3 separate regions of the Homo sapiens genome follow, and all the other regions are linked to region 3. The links are chromatin loops, found by intact Hi-C in ENCODE. Cell type or tissue: endothelial cell of umbilical vein. All regions are shown on one strand. Region 1 overlaps ARHGAP10 (Rho GTPase activating protein 10). Region 2 overlaps ARHGAP10 (Rho GTPase activating protein 10). Region 3 holds the start of LOC107986320 (a long non-coding RNA gene).

The links. Peaks named below come from ENCODE experiments on the same cell type or tissue, not always from the same donor. Only the 100,000 strongest peaks of a DNase experiment are listed, where the experiment ranks them.
Region 1: it touches region 3 in a loop (14-fold over the local background); 2 of 110 quality-filtered maps call a loop at or near these places.
Region 2: it touches region 3 in a loop (11-fold over the local background); 5 of 110 quality-filtered maps call a loop at or near these places.

Annotation. Positions count from the first base shown.
Region 1 is chr4:147,876,093-147,878,592 of GRCh38, forward strand. All of the region lies in intron 8 of ARHGAP10 (Rho GTPase activating protein 10), which reads left to right. Among named protein-coding and RNA genes, the nearest start is that of MIR4799, 95 kb to the left of the region's middle. In endothelial cell of umbilical vein, no CTCF peak of the experiment used is centred here; no DNase peak of the experiment used is centred here.
Region 2 is chr4:148,020,999-148,023,498 of GRCh38, forward strand. ARHGAP10 (Rho GTPase activating protein 10) reads left to right here. Exons shown (of 23, transcript NM_024605.4): 19 at 2,265-2,415. Among named protein-coding and RNA genes, the nearest start is that of MIR4799, 240 kb to the left of the region's middle. In endothelial cell of umbilical vein, no CTCF peak of the experiment used is centred here; no DNase peak of the experiment used is centred here.
Region 3 is chr4:149,263,256-149,265,755 of GRCh38, forward strand. The region is part of intron 12 of LINC02355 (long intergenic non-protein coding RNA 2355); the gene reads left to right. It overlaps LOC107986320 (a long non-coding RNA gene), which reads right to left and starts at 1,170. Exons shown (of 4, transcript XR_001741885.1): 1 at 1,063-1,170. In endothelial cell of umbilical vein, a CTCF peak has its summit at 1,124 (motif pointing left); a DNase peak (open chromatin) is centred at 1,096.

The DNA.
Region 1 (2,500 bases), 1.4 Mb before region 3:
AGGGTATCTGTGCTTTGAATAGAAGTTAATGTTCTATGCAGGCAGCAGGATGGTTGTGCCTTTTCCATTTGCCCTTATTTAATCTGGAATCTCGCAGCCTTCACCTTTTGTGAGCAGTTGTATGATATGGCAGAAGTCTCCATTTTTCTCATACATTATCTTCTTAATCTCAGTTTTTAAAATTGAATTTGAAAGAAATAAATTAAAACTCAAGATAGGGCTGGGCGCGGTGGCTCACACTTGTAATCCCAGCACTCTGGGAGGCCGAGGTGGGCAGATCACGAGGTCAGGAGATCGAGACCATCCTGGCTAATACAGTGAAACCCTGTCTCTACTAAAAAATACAAAAAATCAGCAGGGCGTAGTGGCGGGCACCTGTAGTCCCAGCTACTCGGGAGGCTGAGGCAGGAGAATGGCGTGAACCTGGGAGGCGGAGCTTGCAGTGAGCCAAGATCGCGCCACTGCACTCCAGCCTGGGTGACAAAGCAAGACTCTGTCTCAAAAAAAGGAAAAAAACAAAACAAAACAAAAAACCACCTCGATAGTCTTGAGAATGTTAGAATTATTTGTATTATATGCCCAAGTGAAAATCACAGGAAACTTTAATTTTTAGATTCATCACTGTTGCCTTTGAGAGAAATTGGACTGAAACAACATAACAGTAGTGGTAAAATTCTTTCCTCATTTACTGTATACCCAGCACTGTGCTAAATTCGTATACAACTTGTCTCATTTATCCATAAAACAGCCCTATGAAGTATAAGGTACTATTACTGTTGCCCATTTATAAATGAAAATGGAGGCACTGAGAGGTAAATAATGTTCCCTAGGTCATACAACTACTAAATGCTGGAGTTGTCATTCTGAACCTGGAGTCTGTGTTGGTAATGTCTCCCGTAAATTGCTTGGCGCTTGAACAGGCGTGAAAGAGCATCATTAGTGTGTATGCCCAGAGCTGGTTGAATAGGCCCTGTTGGTTGTCAGAAGGGAATGGTGGCTTAAGTAGTGGAAAGACCTTGATATTTGGGGCCAGAGATTCTGATTTAAGGTTTGGCTTTGTCATTTTCCAGGCATTTGGGCTAAGCTTAAATTTTTTTTGGATTAAATAGACAGTATCATCCTCTCTGGGCAGTTTTTTTTTTCTTAGAGTTAAATAAAATATCTGTGCAATATTTTTTTTGTCAACCATAGAACACAGTACAAATGCTGGTTCTTTAAAACACAAAGCAATGTTTCCCAAATTCAGGTCTTTGGACTGATGATGGTCTGAGATAAAATTGATAGTGGTCTGGTAACCCTTTTCATCTATTACCCCTGTCCCAAATAATGTAATTAGCTTTTCCTAAAGCTAGCTAAAAGCATTCCTTTTACATGAGTTATTTTTCCCCTCCTGGGCTTTTTTGATTTTTAGGTGTAGAAACTTTGTTTGTTTGTACATGAAATTACTGTGATAACAGATGTTAATTGCTTTTTTAAAAGTGTCTTGACTCAGTAAAGTAAGAAATTGTCAACTTCTGCTGGGCCTAACCTTTAATTTGTTATGGTTGGACTTTTATTGGCATGTGAAGTTCCAGATGCTAGAGGTCCCTCTGACATACAGCATTGTCCTGTGAGCCCTGATGGTGGTACTGCTGACTTAGTAAGAGTGGAAAAGGGGTTCAGAGAGTGTTCTGGGGCATACTTGGACAGTCACTCCTATTGAGTCTTAGATTTCTTATTCTTCATACTTTTTTTTTTTTTTTGCTGAGATTACAGGCATGAGCCACGAGGCCCAGCCATTCTCTTGGTTCTTAAGATTTTTTTAGACCTTACTGATTACAGTAATGTTAAGCCAGACAATACCAATGTTATTTTATTTTATTTTTTGACAGTGTTGCTCTGTCACCCAGGCTGGAGGGCAGTGGCACGATCTCATCTCACTGCAACTTCCGCCTCCTGGGTTCAAGCCATTCTTCTGCCGCACCCTCCCCAGTAGCTGGGATTACAGGCACGCACCACCACGCCCAGCTAATTTTTTTTTTTTTGGAGACAGAGCCTCTGTCACCCAGGCTGGAGTGCAGTGGCGCGATCTCAGCTCACTGCAACCTCTGCCTCCTGGGTTCAGCCTATTCACCTGCCTCAGCCTCCCGAGTAGCTGGGACTACAGGCGCGTGCCACCACGCCTGGCTAAATTTTTTGTATTTTAGTAGAGACAGGGTTTCACAACGTTGGCCAGGATGGTCTCCATCTCCTGACTTCGTGATCCACCCGCCTTGGCCTCCCAAAGTGCTAGGATTACAGGCGTGAGCCACTGCGCCTGGCCCATACTTCATTTTTAAAGGCTAGCTTTCAATCATCAGTAAGAGCAGCTGCTTACTAGGATGCTGTTCATGGACTTAAAGCACTAGGTGGATTTTTAGACTAGATGCTTCTTAGCACTATGATTCTATAATTCTATCATTTTGAGAGGCCAGAATTAAATCCCAAACCATCTCATATATGGGATGGAACTTTTGAAACC
Region 2 (2,500 bases), 1.2 Mb before region 3:
TTAGTCTTGGCTACACAAAAGAATCACCTGAGGAGCTTTAAGATGTAAACCAAAGAAAACAAAACAGACTCCAAAGCCTGTTACTCATTCCCAGATATTCTGATGTGAGCTAAACAGTGCCTTAAGTCTTCTGGAGACCAACCCGGGTTGGACCCAGCCCTGAGATTTGGACTGAGGTGCTGGGAAGGACTGAGATCAGTCCTCTGCAGGGTCTCATTTTGCTTGGTAGTCTGGCTCTGCAGTTTGGGGTTGCCTCCACACCTCACCCCCCACACCCTTTCCCCAACACCCTCACTTCAAACTGGAGGAAAGAGGTGGGGCAGTTTTCAGCATTTGCGCTGTTCCAGTCAGTATGATCCTGTAAGAGGGTCTGTTTGGAAGGTTTTCATCTGTCCATCACCAGTTGTTGGGATATAACTTTTTCATTGCTAATTTATGCTTTGGATATACTGGCTGTGTGTATGGTTTGGTTTTCTATTCTGGTGACATCCTAGAGGCATCTGCCATATTTGTAAACATCAAACATATTAGTAGGTAAGCCAGGGAGCTGTTTTAAATGTCACAGGTGCCATTTTTTTTATTTTTCCAGTGGAGTCATATTTCCTGGCTTTTCTTCTCTCCTTCACTGTTATCGGACTTCTCAATTTAACTGCTCTCCTGTTCCCACCACCCCACAACCTTCTTACATCTGAACAATGACAGATGACAGTAAATCCAGCTGTGGATAATAGTCCAGGCAGCAGAGGATTTTTTAGGCAGATAAGTAGTTTGCTATTGGCCAGAGTGGTCTATTGGAACACAGATTTTGTGGAAACATGGTGTTGGCAGGTTACCAGTTGGAGCAATAAATTAAATTTTCACTAGCACATATTTGTCTACAGTAACTTAAATCATTTTTTAAAAATTTCATTTACACATGAGGGGGCAGTATGGGACTATAAAGCAAATGCTGTCTTTGAAGTAGCTTATTTTTATTGGTATATAATAGTTTTTAGGTGCGAACTTTTTGACTGTGCAATTAAAACTCCAGCATTGTTGTTAGTTGTTCAGCAATACACATATGTAAGTGATATACCCTCACTTGTATCGAAGGTTGTGTACCACTTTTAATATAAAAAATATAAAACAGTGAGACATTCTCACAGTGCTTTTTGTTTTTAAATTATACATGTGCAGAACGTGCAGGTTCTGGGATAGATGTGCAGAACGTGCAGATTTGTTACATAGGTATACATGTGCCATGGTGGTTTGCTGCATCCATCAACCCGCCCTCTAGGATTTAAGCCCCACATACATTAGGTATTTGTGGGTTTTATATTCATGTTTTGTTTAAAGCTGGCTGGCTTTCTTCCTGTTTTCTGCTTCCACCTGAGGAACGTCAGCCCTTTGGAGATGCAGCTTCTATTAGGTTGATATCTCTAATGTATTTTACTTTATGACTTTATTGAAGAATGAAGGGCCTGCAGCATTGCTGGAAGGAAGCCTCTGAACTGGGGTCTCACAGCTATGGAGGGTCTATTATCAGTCACCTCTGTGTGATATGCTTTCTTTGTGGCACAAATTGCTTTTCTCAAAAGAAGAAATTTGCTAAGCAAAGGAGCAGCACATTTTAATTAATGTTGTTATTACTGATCTGTGAATGACATTATAGATAGATCAAGGTGCTAATATTCTAGGTTTCATAAATGAAAGGGGAAATAAAAGAGGGGTTAGAGGGTATTAAATGAATTGATAAAATCCAGAAAACATTTTATGAAAAATGTAAATGGGAAGCTAGAAAGGTAATTTCATAAGCATAGGCTATTTTTAAATGTGTAAAAAGTATTTGCAGTCATATGTTTCTGTTTACGTAGTTTGGAAAAAATTGAGGCCAACGTTTTGGTGTAAATATAACCTTCCATAAAATTTAATGGAATACTTGTTTTTACTGTTTTATCCTGGCTGCCTCCTTTGGAGATGAAGGGCTGTGGTACTGTCTATATCTGCTAAAGATAGTTTTATTTGTTTAGTTTTGGAATGAATTATTTGATATATAACAATCTGATGTTGTTTTGATTTAAATTTAATCAGAGATTTTATTTTGGAATCTTCTGTTAAAAAAATAAAAGGCTATGACCTCTTCCCTTCATTGGAAGGAATGGATTTTGGGCTCTAGCCTGTCTTGAATGAACTCCAAATCAAATGTTGTGGTGCTGGTTTACTGGAGTAACACACAGGTTTCTGTTCATGGTAAATAATTCCTGTCCTTTATGCTTTGTTGGAAGATTTTTCGGACGCCGCCCGATACTACATTCCCTGAGCCCACCTGCCTGTCAGCATCACCCCCAAATGCGCCACCAAGGCAGTCGAAGAGACAAGGCCAGAGAACCAAGAGGCCCGTGGCCGTCTACAATCTTTGTCTGGAGCTGGAAGATGGTAAGATGTTAATGATATTTTTTGCTTGATAGCATGTTGAGAGTATGGCGTATCATATGTCGTCAGGGCAGGCCACAGTTTTCTG
Region 3 (2,500 bases):
CACATATTAAAGGATATTAAGCCATGTAAAGCAACGTATCATAGGGCACTGTGACAGAGCCCAGAAGAGGGGAACCCTCTATTGCTCACATGGTTCAGAAGGAGCTGATTCCTAAACACCAGGATTGATGAATTTGGCAATGTGGGAAAAGTGGACTTCTGGATGACATTAAGACTTAATTGACTTTTCATGACCATAACTTCCAACAACTTGGATTGTTCTAGTCACTTGTTACCTGCAACCACTTAGATTGCCACATTAAGGGGAAAAAAATCATCCTAAGAAGAATCGTATGCTGTACCACTCACCTCAGGTTTAATAGTGCTGATGAAAATTACCTTGGAAAGGACTAGAAAAAAAACTAAGACCTAAGAGAGAAAGGTGCTATTTGGGGGAAGGCAGGCGGGGAAGAAAAGTAGATATGGAATGTAAGAGGAAAGAGGAGAGGATCAAAGTTTTGAGGGAAACAGAAAAGAGTTTGGAAAGGCTGCTCTTGTTTAAAAAAATCTTCTCCACCCATGCTGGTGCCACTTTCTTGCCGCTTCAAGAGAGTTCAAAACAGATTTATAACAGTATTGAAGGCTTCTGGAGTAACATCTGAATTTCTTTTGAATTATATACAATGTAGACAGCAAGATAAATAAATAAAATAAATAAATAAAATAGATTTATTTAAGCAAGGCATATGGGGAAATATTTGCACCTCTAAGGTTGAAAAGACAGCAAAACTCAGCAAACTCTACATAGTATAAATTCAATTATGATCACACAAGATCATCTTGAACTACATAAGTACTTTTACTCAAAGCAGAAACACTTGAGAAGCTGGGCACTGAGCTAACCATAGAATCATTCACCCCTTTAAAAAAAAACACACAAAAAAAAATGCATAAGACACAGAAAACAAATATGGCCTGATATATGGGTTGTTTGCACATTCGTTTCAATAGAATTCTACTTTTATTGCTTTTTAAAAATAGTGTGCACAGCATGAAAATAACCATCATGAGCATGTCTCCATAAATCATTTTTCCCTGTGCTGAAGGAGCACAATTTCCCTACCTGAGGAGCAGTCAGTTGGTGTTTACTTGCTACACTGTGCCATCTGGTGGCAAGTGCTAAAAATTGCAGACACAAGGTCCCTGGGTTCCAGAGAGACTCTCAGGCCGTATACCTAGAGGTGTCAACCCAATGCAAAAGAAATAAATACAATGACTCTCTTTAAAGACATGGGTTGAAGCCAAAGATCAAGTTATTTGTTAGTTATTCTCATTGGTATTCCTAATATATATAATATCTTCCCAGTAAAAATTACTTTATGAACAAATTGATTCTTAATAGCAATAATTTTCAGTTTGCACAATACTGCAGTTTTCAAATCCCCATTCATATTCACTAATGCACAAGATGAGCAGGAATATTGCACCTTTCTCACAAATGGAAACTGAGGTTCAGGTGGGTTAAAGAAATTGCTCAAGTTTGCAAAGCTTATATTAGAAAAAACAAGCAACTACTGAAGCACAAATAAAGACTTTCTCTGTTTCCAGTCTAGATGTTTCCTTTATAACGATCCTGTCTCTCCATGCTTAGCGTGGGATGAAGCAGTTTTAGTTGAAGCTAGGTTGAAGCTTTAGGTGTAGCTGGAAATAGTTTTTTAAGTTAGGTGCTATTTTGGTAAAGTAGTAGTTGCAAGCTTCCCCAAAGGAGTCTGAAAGAAGATTCAGCAGACCTTGGTGACAAGAGTTGTGCATCCTAAAGTTTAATATACGACTTCTTTTGCTTGTTTGTTTTTCCTTCAGGCCTTGTATTTACATATATGCAATACCATCTCTTTGTCTTTGTGTTTTATTCTCCTGCCCTGTCTTGCAATTTATTCTTTGTTAGCCTGCTTTTCATCAGAAGAACCACCTACTTTTCAGTAGCTTTCTTTTTTTCAGGTGGCCTCTCACTCCCTCCCGGTAGATGTATTCCTTTCAGGGTTAATCAAAGGATGATATTTAAGTTGTCATCTCTGCTTGGGCATCTAGATGGCTTGTGCCATTCATATCAATGAGACCTTTTCAACCCTAATATCTGTTTCAGTGATCTATGGAGTGCAGCCTTGAAACTTAATTATGGTGATGTTTCAGAGGCTCATGGACAGATTTAAGCATCCTGCTTTCACATCATTAGACAGTCCCAAGTTCCAGTGCTCTAAAAGATTGAAGACCAGTCTACTGTATGTCTTACCTTCATTATGATCTGTAGGAACAAGCCTACATTTCTCAGACTCTGTTAGAAGGTTTTTTATCTTTTGGCTGTGATATTTCACTTCGTATAAGACAATTGAAATGTAAAGCCTTTGTGAAAAATGCCTACGTAAGCCAATGAATATCATCCCAAATATCAGTAAGTAGTTTGATCATTGCTATATAGTTTTGTACATTCTTAGACTTGGGCAATGAGTCCTGAAGCCACTCCAGGGCCAAAAAGGGGGCTTATTAACCTCATATTCATCTAA